Linked DNA regions of Homo sapiens: region 2 is linked to region 1. A link is a loop called in an ENCODE intact Hi-C map of the cell type or tissue named here. Cell type or tissue: CD14-positive monocyte. All regions are shown on one strand. Links, peaks and the distances in the headings refer to the core of each region. The heading gives the core; the rest is flanking DNA. Region 1 overlaps GAB2 (GRB2 associated binding protein 2). Region 2 holds the start of LOC105369402 (a long non-coding RNA gene).

Evidence for each region. A loop is a pair of places that touch in the nucleus more often than their neighbours do. Peaks named below come from ENCODE experiments on the same cell type or tissue, not always from the same donor. Only the 100,000 strongest peaks of a DNase experiment are listed, where the experiment ranks them.
Region 2: it touches region 1 in a loop (3-fold over the local background); 4 of 110 quality-filtered maps call a loop at or near these places.

The regions. Positions count from the first base shown.
Region 1 is chr11:78,347,589-78,352,969 of GRCh38, reverse strand. All of the region lies in intron 1 of GAB2 (GRB2 associated binding protein 2), which reads left to right. Among named protein-coding and RNA genes, the nearest start is that of GAB2, 68 kb to the left of the region's middle. In CD14-positive monocyte, for the core only: no CTCF peak of the experiment used is centred there; DNase peaks (open chromatin) are centred at 2,109 and 3,669; H3K4me3 peaks cover 3,996 bases; H3K27ac peaks cover 4,778 bases.
Region 2 is chr11:78,294,643-78,300,023 of GRCh38, reverse strand. All of the region lies in intron 1 of GAB2 (GRB2 associated binding protein 2), which reads left to right. LOC105369402 (a long non-coding RNA gene) reads right to left here and starts at 3,260. Exons shown (of 3, transcript XR_950343.4): 1 at 2,939-3,260. In CD14-positive monocyte, for the core only: no CTCF peak of the experiment used is centred there; no DNase peak of the experiment used is centred there; H3K27ac peaks cover 1,719 bases.

The DNA of each region.
Region 1 (5,381 bases), core at 190-5,189:
CCCATATAATAGAGGTTGCAGGATATAGGACTCACAGTTTTAATCTGATTATCAAGTGGGTCAGCAGGTCAGGAGAACTTTTAGCTGCAGTTAACAGAGAATCTGACTAATAGTGACTTAAATCACAAGGACTTTGATATTCATTTAGCAAAGTAAGAGGCTGGAAGTTTCAGCATTCTTTCAGTGGCTCAAGCATGTCACCAGGAAAATCAGGCACTTTCCCTCAGAAAACCCCTTATGTTTTTTTTGGCTAGCAATAGGTCACATGCCCACCTCTAGATCATTCCCATCAATGAGGAATGGGATTTGTATAATTGCTTTTGATTCAGCCCCTGGGGCAAAGGGAGGGGATTTACCTTCCCTGATAACATCAGATCTCCACCAGTCCTCTGAACAAAATATGAATTCTGTAACAAGGGTGAAGGGAGAAATGGCTATTTGGTCTCTCAGTGAGTGACCCAAAAAGTGTTAGGAGTGTCTGGTCTGCATCCTTTCAGCTTATCACATGCTTTCAACTTGCTAGGCAAGCAGGGCACAGACACGCCGAGCTGTGAAGCCCTGCTGAGCTCTGTCCTCTAGTGCCTTATGACGGGTTCTGTGAAGTCATCCTGCATGTAACGGGGATGACGTGGTATGAGATTTAAGAGCCTGATCCAGGCTTCTGGGAGTCGGCATCAAGTCAGCCTTAAAGCTAGTCCCCGTCTGACTTTGGCCCCCAGTTGTTTTGTGTGGTTGTGTGTTTTTGTTTGTTTGTTTGAGACGGAGTCTCAGTCCTGTTGCCCAGGCTGGAGTGCAATGGCGCCATCTCGGCTTACTGCAGCCTCCGCCTCCCGGATTCAAGTGATTCTCCTGCCTCAGCCTCCCAAGTATCTGGGATTAAAGGTGCCCACCACCACACTTGGCTAATTTTTTGTATTTTTAGTAGAGGCGGGGTTTCACCGTGCTGCCCAGCTGGTCTTGAACTCCTGACCTCAAGTGATCCTTCCACTTCGGCCTCCCAAAGTGCTGGTATTACAGGTGTGAGCCACTGCGCTCGACCTGGCCCCCCAATTCTTTTTAGAATTGGCTCTTGCTTGGTTCCTTTTGGTCAAGTCCCTGTCAAAGTACAAGTTTTTGTACTTTGATTCTTTAAAGACTCCCATTATTCTTTTCTCTCACCAGTCTCCTTGGAATTAGAGTCCTGGTCCTGGATTTGGGGACCAAACACTTGGAATTCTGCTGCCAGACTTCCAGTTCCCTATCTACTTACCTAGCTCCCTGCTTGTCTTCTCCCAGCAGTATGCTTTAGATGCTTGGCTTTCAGTAGGGAGATAGTGTCTAAAAATGTACAATGTGAGACTATTTCACGTAGAAATGGTAAATGAAGCACTGGGAGTTAATGAGATTATTGAAGGAGAAGATGTGAGAACGAAAGCTCATACCACCCCTCTACTGAATCAAATGAAGGGCATGGTCATTTGTGTGTTCATCTGTACTCTCCACAAGTACCATGAATCCCAGGCTGAGAATCAACAAAGACCTTATAAACAAAGACCCAGGGCCACCTGGGAATCCAGAGAGGTGCCTGATGAAAGGGATGACAGTAGCTCAGCTGGCAGAGCTCTCTGCCTGCATCCCCTGCCCCCTAGAGCAGTTCTGCTTTTACTTCTATGTTATGCTTCTATACGAAATCTTGTATGTAGAAATAAATAATTCCACTTATTAAAAAAAAAAAAGGCCACTGGGTAAATGATGCCGAAGGCCCCTTCTAATACTGAGAATGGGCTCAAGGGCTAGAATACAGGTACTAGGCTATGACATGTGAAACAGAAGTGTAGTCCTGTCGTATTTTAGGAGAAGGAACTCTGGCTCCCTTGTTCTCTGCATGGTTTTGAGCTGACAGTTGCCTCGGTCAACAGCTGGATACAGTACCCAATTGTTTGCAGCAAAAGTCCTGCGAGTCTGTTTCCTCTAAAAAGCTTCTTCCACGACTTCCTTCCCCCATCCTCCCAGGACAGAAGTGGACACAAGGGGGAATGTTTCAGTTCCCCTGTCGGGTTGTGTGTCTTCCTCTCAAACCACTGTTCAAAATGTCTAGGGAATTTTTATTTTCCAAAGTTGCTTACCGGAAACAACTTGGCAGAGCATAGTTTGGGGAGGAGGCTTTAGTTCAATGAGCACAAAAGCACATGTTCCTGTGGTGAATTCTTAACGTGTGTGAAGGGGAAGCAAAGGAGCTTTAGTAAAATTGCAGTTCAGGCTAAGTCAGGAATGGAAATGAGGAACAACCAGAAAACATCACAGTTTGTTTTAGAGCATTTAGTTCCTAACTCTCAATGACACACACTCAGGCTTATGGCTGAATTTCAGATTATCCTTGTATATACTTTTTAGAAGTTTTTATTTGGTATCATAATTTATAGTGTAACAATGAAAAGTCGCCTGGCTTTATAACAGATTTCAGAAAGTGAAACTTGGTTTCTGAGGAATAAACAGGCAGCAGAGCAATCCTCAAAGAGGAAGTGCATGAGAAACTGAGGGTTTAGGGAGATTATATTTGGTTAGAAACGCTGGGCCTTTGTTAAAAGTTGAAAAACCTGATCACTCCAGTCTTTGGAGGTTCTGAGGGAGAGCATGTCTTGCCAGAGTCTCACGGATGATTAGAGTTAATCCCGGCACCCAGGCCTCTTTACTTTTCCTCTGCAGTGTGGGTTCCCCTCCTGAGCTACCCGCTAGAGCCTAGTTTCCCAGGGTTTCTCTCTCTGGTCTGTTTTTGCAGCTCAAGCCATGTTCTCCTTGATCTGTTGGCCAGGCTTCAGGGGAGATGGACTACAGCTGGTCTGAAATAGGAAGACGGTAAATTTACTTAAACTTTCAGCATGACCCATTTGCCTAACTTTTTTTTCAATGTGATGAATGAAAATATAGACAACAGAATGTTTCACAAGACAGCCAACTCAAAGAGAATAAGAATGAGGACGTGTGCAATTTGCTTTTACCTTTAAAAAGAAGCATATTACAGAACCTCTTGATTGTCTTTCTTTTTTTTTTCTTTTTTTCTTTTTTTTACCTCTGTCATCTGTGATCCATTCGCCTGTTCAGCCAAGATATTTTGGCATTTTTACTCTGGGAAACCAGTGGGTGGGTGAACATGGAGGAGCCAAAAGTTAACAAAATACCAGCAAATGCTGGAGCCAAGTGAGAGGATTCTCCTCTGCTCCAGAAGCAGAGGTGTACCCCACCTCCCACTCTCCCAAGCTGCTTTGAAAAAGGCTGCTAAAACTCACCGACTTAAAAAAAATTTTTTAAAAGAAAAAAAACTCCCTGACTTGAGAGGATTTCTCAGTCCTGATGAAGGAAATCTCTAGCAGCTCTTCTTGTCCCTAGGCTATCAGGGCTTTTCCTTTCTGAGGATGCCCTAAGCACTGTAGGGAATAATAGCATTCGAAGGTAAGTTTATCTGGTCTGATGCCAGCATACATTGTTGAATCCAAATCTACCATTTACCATCGGGGTGACTTTCAATGAGTTCTTTAAACTTTCTGAGCCTGTTGTCTCATCTGTAATAGAGATAATAGTGCCTACCTCATCAAAAGTGTTAGAATTAAGTAAGATGATTTGTAACTTAGTACCAGACACCTCATTAATAATCAAATGTTTTTTGCAATACCACTCATTTTCTCACCAACTTCTATACAGCTTCCTGTTTTCCCAGTGATCGTGAGATATGGGAGGTAGTAGCTTGCTAACTTGTTTCCAGTGGCAGCAGGAGTGGCAAAGGAAATTACTTTTTTCCTTATCAACTTCAAAGGATAATTTACACACAGTGAACTATATCTGTGTACATTTAATGAGTCTCATAGGTGTCTGTCCGTACTCATGAAACAAGTACTACATTGAAGATGTAGAACATTGGCATCATCCCCAAAAGATTCCTCTTGCCCCTTTGCAGTCTTTCCCTTCCTTTGCCCTTAGCCCCAGGCAAGCACTCCTCTGTTCTTTGTCACTCTAAATTAGTTTGCATTTTATAGGAGTACAGTATGTACACTTTTTGTGCAGCTTATTTCACTCAGCATAGTGATTTCTGGATGTGTCCATGTTGTTGCATGTATCCATGTTATTGCTGAGTAGTATTCCATTGTGTGGATATACCACCTATTGATGGACATTGGGTTCTTTCTTGTTTCTGGCTCTTTTAAATAAAGCTGATATGAACATTCACTTGGAAATCTTTCTGTGGAGCATACATTTTCATTTCTCCCAGGTATACCCAGCAGTTGAATGGCTCAGTCATATGGTAGATACGTGTTAAACTTTTTGAGAAACTTCCAAACTGTATTGTTTTACTTTCCTATCAACAGTGTATGTGATTTCCAGTTGCTTTACAATCTCAGAAGCACTTAGTGTGATCAGCCTTTTTAATTTTAGTCATTCTAATGGGTTTATAGGTCATGGTATTCATTGTGGTTTTCATTTGTTTCCCTGATGTCTAGTGATGTTGAGCACCATGTGCCAACTGGCATTTTGTATACTATCTTCTTTTGTCTAGTATCTGTTCAAATCTTTTGCCCATTTAAAAAATTGTGTCATTTATCTTCTTACTGAGTTGTACAAGTTCCTTTTATGATCTGGATACCAGTTCTTTGTAAGATAGAAATATATTAAACATTTCCTTCAATCTGTGAAAACATGTGAATACAACTGATCCTTGAACAAAATGGGCTTGAACTGCATGGGTCCATTTATACTTGGATTCTTTTCAGTAAAAGTGACACTGAGTGTGCTTGCCTCTCCTGCCTCCCCTTCCTCCCCTTCTACCTCTTCTGCTTCTGTCACTGCTGAGACAGCAAGTCTAACCTCTTCTTTTCCTCTTTCTCCTCAGCCTACTCAATGTCAAGATGAAGATAAAGACCTTTATGATGATCCACTTCCACTTAATCAATACTAAATACATTTTAATCTTCCTTATGATTTTTTTCTCTATCTTTACTGTAAAAATGCAATATATAATATATAACATACTAAGTATGTGTTATTCCACTGTTTATAGTAGTTAAGTTTCAGGGGAGTCAAAAGTTGTACATGGATTTTTGACTGCATGGGAGGGAGCCATCCCCTAACCCCCATGTTGTTCAAGGTTCAACTGTATGTTCTCCCAGTTTGTGTCATGCCCTTTCCTTCTCTTAATTGTATCATTTGAGGAACAAAAGCTTTGAATTTTGATGAAGCTTAGTTTTCAGTTTTTCTTTTATGATTTATGCTTTTTGTTTACTTAAAGGTCACAAAGATTTTTCTCCTATGTTTTCTTGTAGGAGATGTTTTAGCTTTTACATTTAGGTCTATAATCCAGTTCAAGTTAATGTTTGTATATGGTGTGAAGCAAGGGTTAACATGGGGATTAT
Region 2 (5,381 bases), core at 153-5,152, 53 kb after region 1:
TAAAATTCAGCCATCTGAACTGTTAAGATGGATGCATTTTACGTTATCTAAATTATATCTATGTAATGATGATTTCTGGCAACAAGGAAACAAAAGAAAAAAAAAGGATCAGCCCAGGGTCATTCTTTTAATTCTGTATACTGAATTCTTACAAATTAAACAAAAGCCTTTCCAATAGCTCCTAGAGAGGCTAAGGAAGTCTCTGTATGGGAATGTTTTCCAGCTACATATGCAATACTTCAAGCAGCTGGACTGATGTAAATTGGGGCTCCCAGGAGCAAGATAGTCCATTTACTTGATCACCTGAATTAATCTTTGGAATTTGGTTCTGTTTCTCATGTCATCCTTTGAATGATTTCCCTCCATTTTTGTAGAATACTGTGACCAGGGAAGAGAAGCCAAGTTCCTGAAGGGCCCCATTATTTGTTCATTCTGTACCTTGGAAGTAGCTTTTCATGATACTGTATTTGCTTATGACCAGCAAATTCCACTGTGTACTGGACTCCAGATGGCTAGTCCAGATGGGAAAAGCTCTCCAGAAAGCACCAGACTTTGTGCGCATGTTCATGTGTCTTCACAGTTTGGGCACCTTTGGGAGAGTCAGTCTAGCACAGTCCAGAAGCTCTGCCTGACATTTTCAATCCTCTGTCTTTTCCTGTGATCTTAAAATGTCAGAAATTGAAGTGATGGTGGGAACAATAATAAAGTCAACACTTGTACGTTATAGATGAGGAAATGGCCCAGAGCAGGAAAGTGTTTATTTTCCCCCATAAGTTCACATTTCAAAGACAGCTGGAATCACAACCTGAATATCTAAACTCCTGATACATTTATTCCTCTAGTGCAGGTCACTAAGTCAAGGCTACATCCTGTCAATCATCATTAACAATTTAGTGCATTGTTTCTCAAAATAGGGTCCTTGAATAGTCTGTAGTAGAGTCATTTGAGGTTTGTATCCCTGGACTGTACTCCAGACCTACTGATCTGAATCCCTGTTGAGACTGAGGCCTGGTATTCTCCATTGTGAACAGATGTCTTAGTGATTCTGATGCACATTGAAGTTTGAATACCACTGTTGAAGACAGTAGTGAGCTAATTTAAAGCAAAGAAGTAAAACAATCAGATGTATATTTACGAAAATATGGAACCAGGTCTTTGGAGGGCCTGCGGGACTGAGAGAGAAGCCTTTGTCCCAGAAGAAAGGAAACAATTTATATTCCTGGGCATCATTTGTCTACTCTTCCCCCAGCTTTGCCCTGGTTTTCCCTGGTAACCTTTGCTTAATTCAGTGCTTTAAATATAACTGAGATCAGACCATTCAAGGACATGAAAGCAAGGTCCCTCAGGGGAATGACCTTTCTTTCTCCAATATTTAAAGGGTTGGCAACAGCTCATTTGTTGCTTTGTCAATGGGAGAGGTAATTCCCCTAATGGATTTCGAGTCCTCTGTAGAAAGGTTGACCTGGTCTTTGGGGAATGAACCTCACAGAATTCAATCAGTGTAATTACTGATACAGGGCTTTTTGGTTTCCCAGATGTGACCCTGTCTCTCTCATACACATCAAATTCATCTTGTCCCTTTGTCTTTCATGTGGTAGAGGCAGAGAATGGATAGAATGCACCATAATAGACTTGTCAGAGAGATGTGACTGTGATTCTCTTCTCCATCATAATGAGTCATAATACAGCCCACCCACTTGCTCAAGCTGGAAATCTTGAAGTCTTTATTCTTCCTTCTCCGGTATCTCCCATATTCTGTCCATTATCAAGGTTAGTCATTTCAGCCTCTGAAATATATCTTGGTTGCATATGCCCTCTTCAATGTATATACCTTTTGCCACTGCCCTGGTCCATATCACCATTATTTCTTGAGCAGTAGTCTATCTGGGCTTCCTACTCATGCTCTTGCCCTACTTCAATGCAATTATTATAGGCCAGAATGATCTTTTAGAATTTTAAATATGGAAAAATTTAAAACCATTCACAGCTCTCATGTTCTGTTTACTTAAAAATATAGAATTATGTGGATTAAAATGTGAAAGTTCCCTGTATCTTTTCTCTTATATGCCCATTCCCCTCAACAAGGAGCCATTGGTAGCAATTTGAAATGCTTTTCTAAGCATTTGTAAAATGTGTGTATGTGTGTATGCTATATATACACTTTATGTGGTTGTATGTATGTTTGTGTACATAAACATGGTATATTTAATATAAATAATATGTGAATAATATAAATAGTATAATACATGGTTCTCAAGCTCATTTGCCAATATATTGATTTATTAATCATGCCCCTATTGAGGGATTTTATTTAAGATAAAATCTAAACTTCAATCTACCCCTGCCTTTTGCTTGTTCTACTTTCCCCTTTGTTTACTGTGTTCCAGCCATGACCTCCTGTCAGGTTCTCCCATAACCCAAGCTCGCTTCCTCTTCAGGGCCTTTACCTATGCTGTTCTCCCTGCCTGAGCTACTCCCCTGGGTGCACGACAGTAGTTCCCATATGATGGACTGCTGTGTCCTGGGTCCTTCAAAACACACACACTCCCTCACACCCAGTATTGCTTATGAACTGAATAAGTGTTTTCCATGAATTTGTACTTTTTTCCCCAAAAAATATGGATATTCTGATTAAAGGAATCATGAATTCATTGTAGTTTTTTCTTCATTAACAAATACTTAAAAATATGTTATTTTCTGGAGGAATTCTCAGATTTTTTAATTTTATAATATTTTAAAATATATTATTATAATATTTGACTTACCTTCAATAATTTTCTCTCCACAGTTTTCTCATCCTCCCGACATAAACGTCACCAAACTTACCTTTATCATTTGAGTACACCAAACTTTTTCATATACAGTGAATCCTCATATTCACACATTCTAGATTCTGTACTCACTGAAATTTACTTGTAACCCCAAAATCAATACTCACCATGTATGGACTGAATGTTTGTGTCCCTCCAAAACGTGTATGTTGAAATCTTATCCCTGATGTGTTGGTATTAGGAGGTGGGGCCTTTGGGAGGTGATTAGGTGGGCTGTGAGGGCAGAGCCCTCGTGAAGGGGATTTTTGCCCTTACAAAAGCAGCTTGAGGGCTTCCGTTGTCCCCTCCACCATCTGTTAGAAACAGGGCCCTCACCAGGCACCAAATCTGCTGGTGCCTTGATCCTGGACTTTCCAGCCTCCAGCACTGTGGACTGTAAATTTCATGTTTATAAATAACAGTCTGAGGTATTTTGTTTTACCAGCCTGAACAGACCAAACAGCATGCTTTGGCTGTTAATCTCAGACATTCACATGGACAGGGCAGTGAAAACATCTGAGTCTCCTGACGTGCACATTCCCAGCTGAGGTGGCACAAGGCAGTGTTTTGTGTACTTATTTCACCTCTCATCCTGTAAACAAGTGTCTTCTTTGTCATATATCGGGTACCATGTTTTTTGCATTTTTGTGCTTTTTGTTGGTGATTTCACTGTTTAAAAAGATCCCCAAGCATAGTGCTGAAGTTCTGTCTAGTGTTTCTAAACACAAGAAGGCTGTAATGTGCCTTACTGAGAAAATACATGTATTAGATAAGCTTTGTTCAGGCAGAGTTGAAGTGCTGTTAGCCATGAGTTCAGTCTTACTGAATCAACAAATATTAAATAAGGTGTCTTTAAACAGAAACACATATAAAACGAGGTTATGTATTGACCGATTGATAAAAATGTGACCAGAGGCTAAGAGGAACCTAATCTGGTATTTTTCCCCTAGAGCAGGGGTCCCCAGCCCCCTGGGCCGAGGACCCTTACCAGTCTGGCCTGTTAGGAACTGGGCCTCACAGCAGGAGGTGAGCAGCTGGTGAGTGAGCATTACTGTCTAAGCTCCACCTCCCATCAGATCAGCGGTGACATCAGATTCTCATAGAAGAGTAAACTCTATTGTGAACTGCACATGCAAGGGACCTAGGTTGCATACTCCTTATTAGAATCTAATGCCTGATGATCTGAAGTGGAACAGTTTCATCCCAAAACCGTCCCTACCCCTTTCCATGGAAAAATTATCTTCCACAAAACCAGCCGTTGGTGCCAAAAAGGTTGGGGATCGCTGCCCCAGAGGAATGATTCAATATTAACTAATACAGTGTTTGTGCTGACTTTACAGACCATAACTACCAGAAATAACAAGAGTCACCTATACTCATCTTACTCTCTTTTCCTGAAAGTTCTCCCTCCAGCAGTTTTTCTTCACCCAGCAAAACTCTTCACATCCTTCAATACCCAATCCAAGTGCCACCTGTCCTGTAAAACTTCTGTGACTCCTCGAGGCAAGCAGAGTAGTCCTCTCCGTCAAGCATCCACTGTTCATGTGGGTGCTGAGAACACCTACATGAACTGTGCTGAGAACCTCTGTTCATACCATTATAAGAGCACTGACCATGTACTGAGTTACCTATGTACTGTACTTGTCTGCCCTTTCCATAAGTCATGAGATCCTGAAGGACCTGGCATTACTGGATTTCATAAATGTTGATTGAATGATTGGAATGAGGAAGGGAGAGTTTGTGTAGGTGTGAGTAAGTGCTAATGGAAAAGACATTGAAAGTGAAGGAAAAAGAAAGTGGATTGAATAATGAATATGATCAGGGCTCTTGTAAAGGACCCCTGAGTTACTCCGGTGGTAGCAAACTGGTTCGGACATATGGTTACAGCCTGTATTGATCAGTGACCTAAGTTACCTTAAATGAGGAAAGAGTTTATTGACCCGGAAAGTCTAAGGGGAAAATCTAAATCTGGCCTCAGCCTCAGGTTAAGACTCACATTTCGCCATTCTAACTGGTGTGAGATGGTATCTCATGGTGGTTTTGATTTGCATTTCTCTGATGGCCAGTGATGATGAGCATTTTTTCATGTGTCTTTTGGCTGCATAAATGTCTTCTTTTGAGAAATGTCTGTTCATATTCTTCGTCAACTTTTTGATGGGGTTGTTTTTTTCTTGTAAATTTGTTTGAGTTCATTGTAGATTCTGGATATCAGCCCTTTGTCAGATGAGTAGATTGCAAAAATTTTCTCCCATTCTGTAGGTTGCCTGTTCACTCTGATGGTAGTCTCTTTTGCTGTACAGAAGCTCTTTAGTTTAATTAGATCCCATTTGTCAATTTTGGCTTTTGTTGCCATTGCTTTTGGTGTTTTAGACATGAAGTCCTTGCCCATGCCTATGTCCTGAATGGTATTGCCTAGGTTTTCTTCTGGGGTTTTTATGGTTTTAGGTCTAACATTTAAGTCTTTAATCCATCTTGAATTAATTTTTGTATAAGGTGTAAGGAAGGGATCCAGTTTCAGCTTTCTACATATGGCTAGCCAGTTTCCCCAGCACCATTTATTAAATAGGGAAT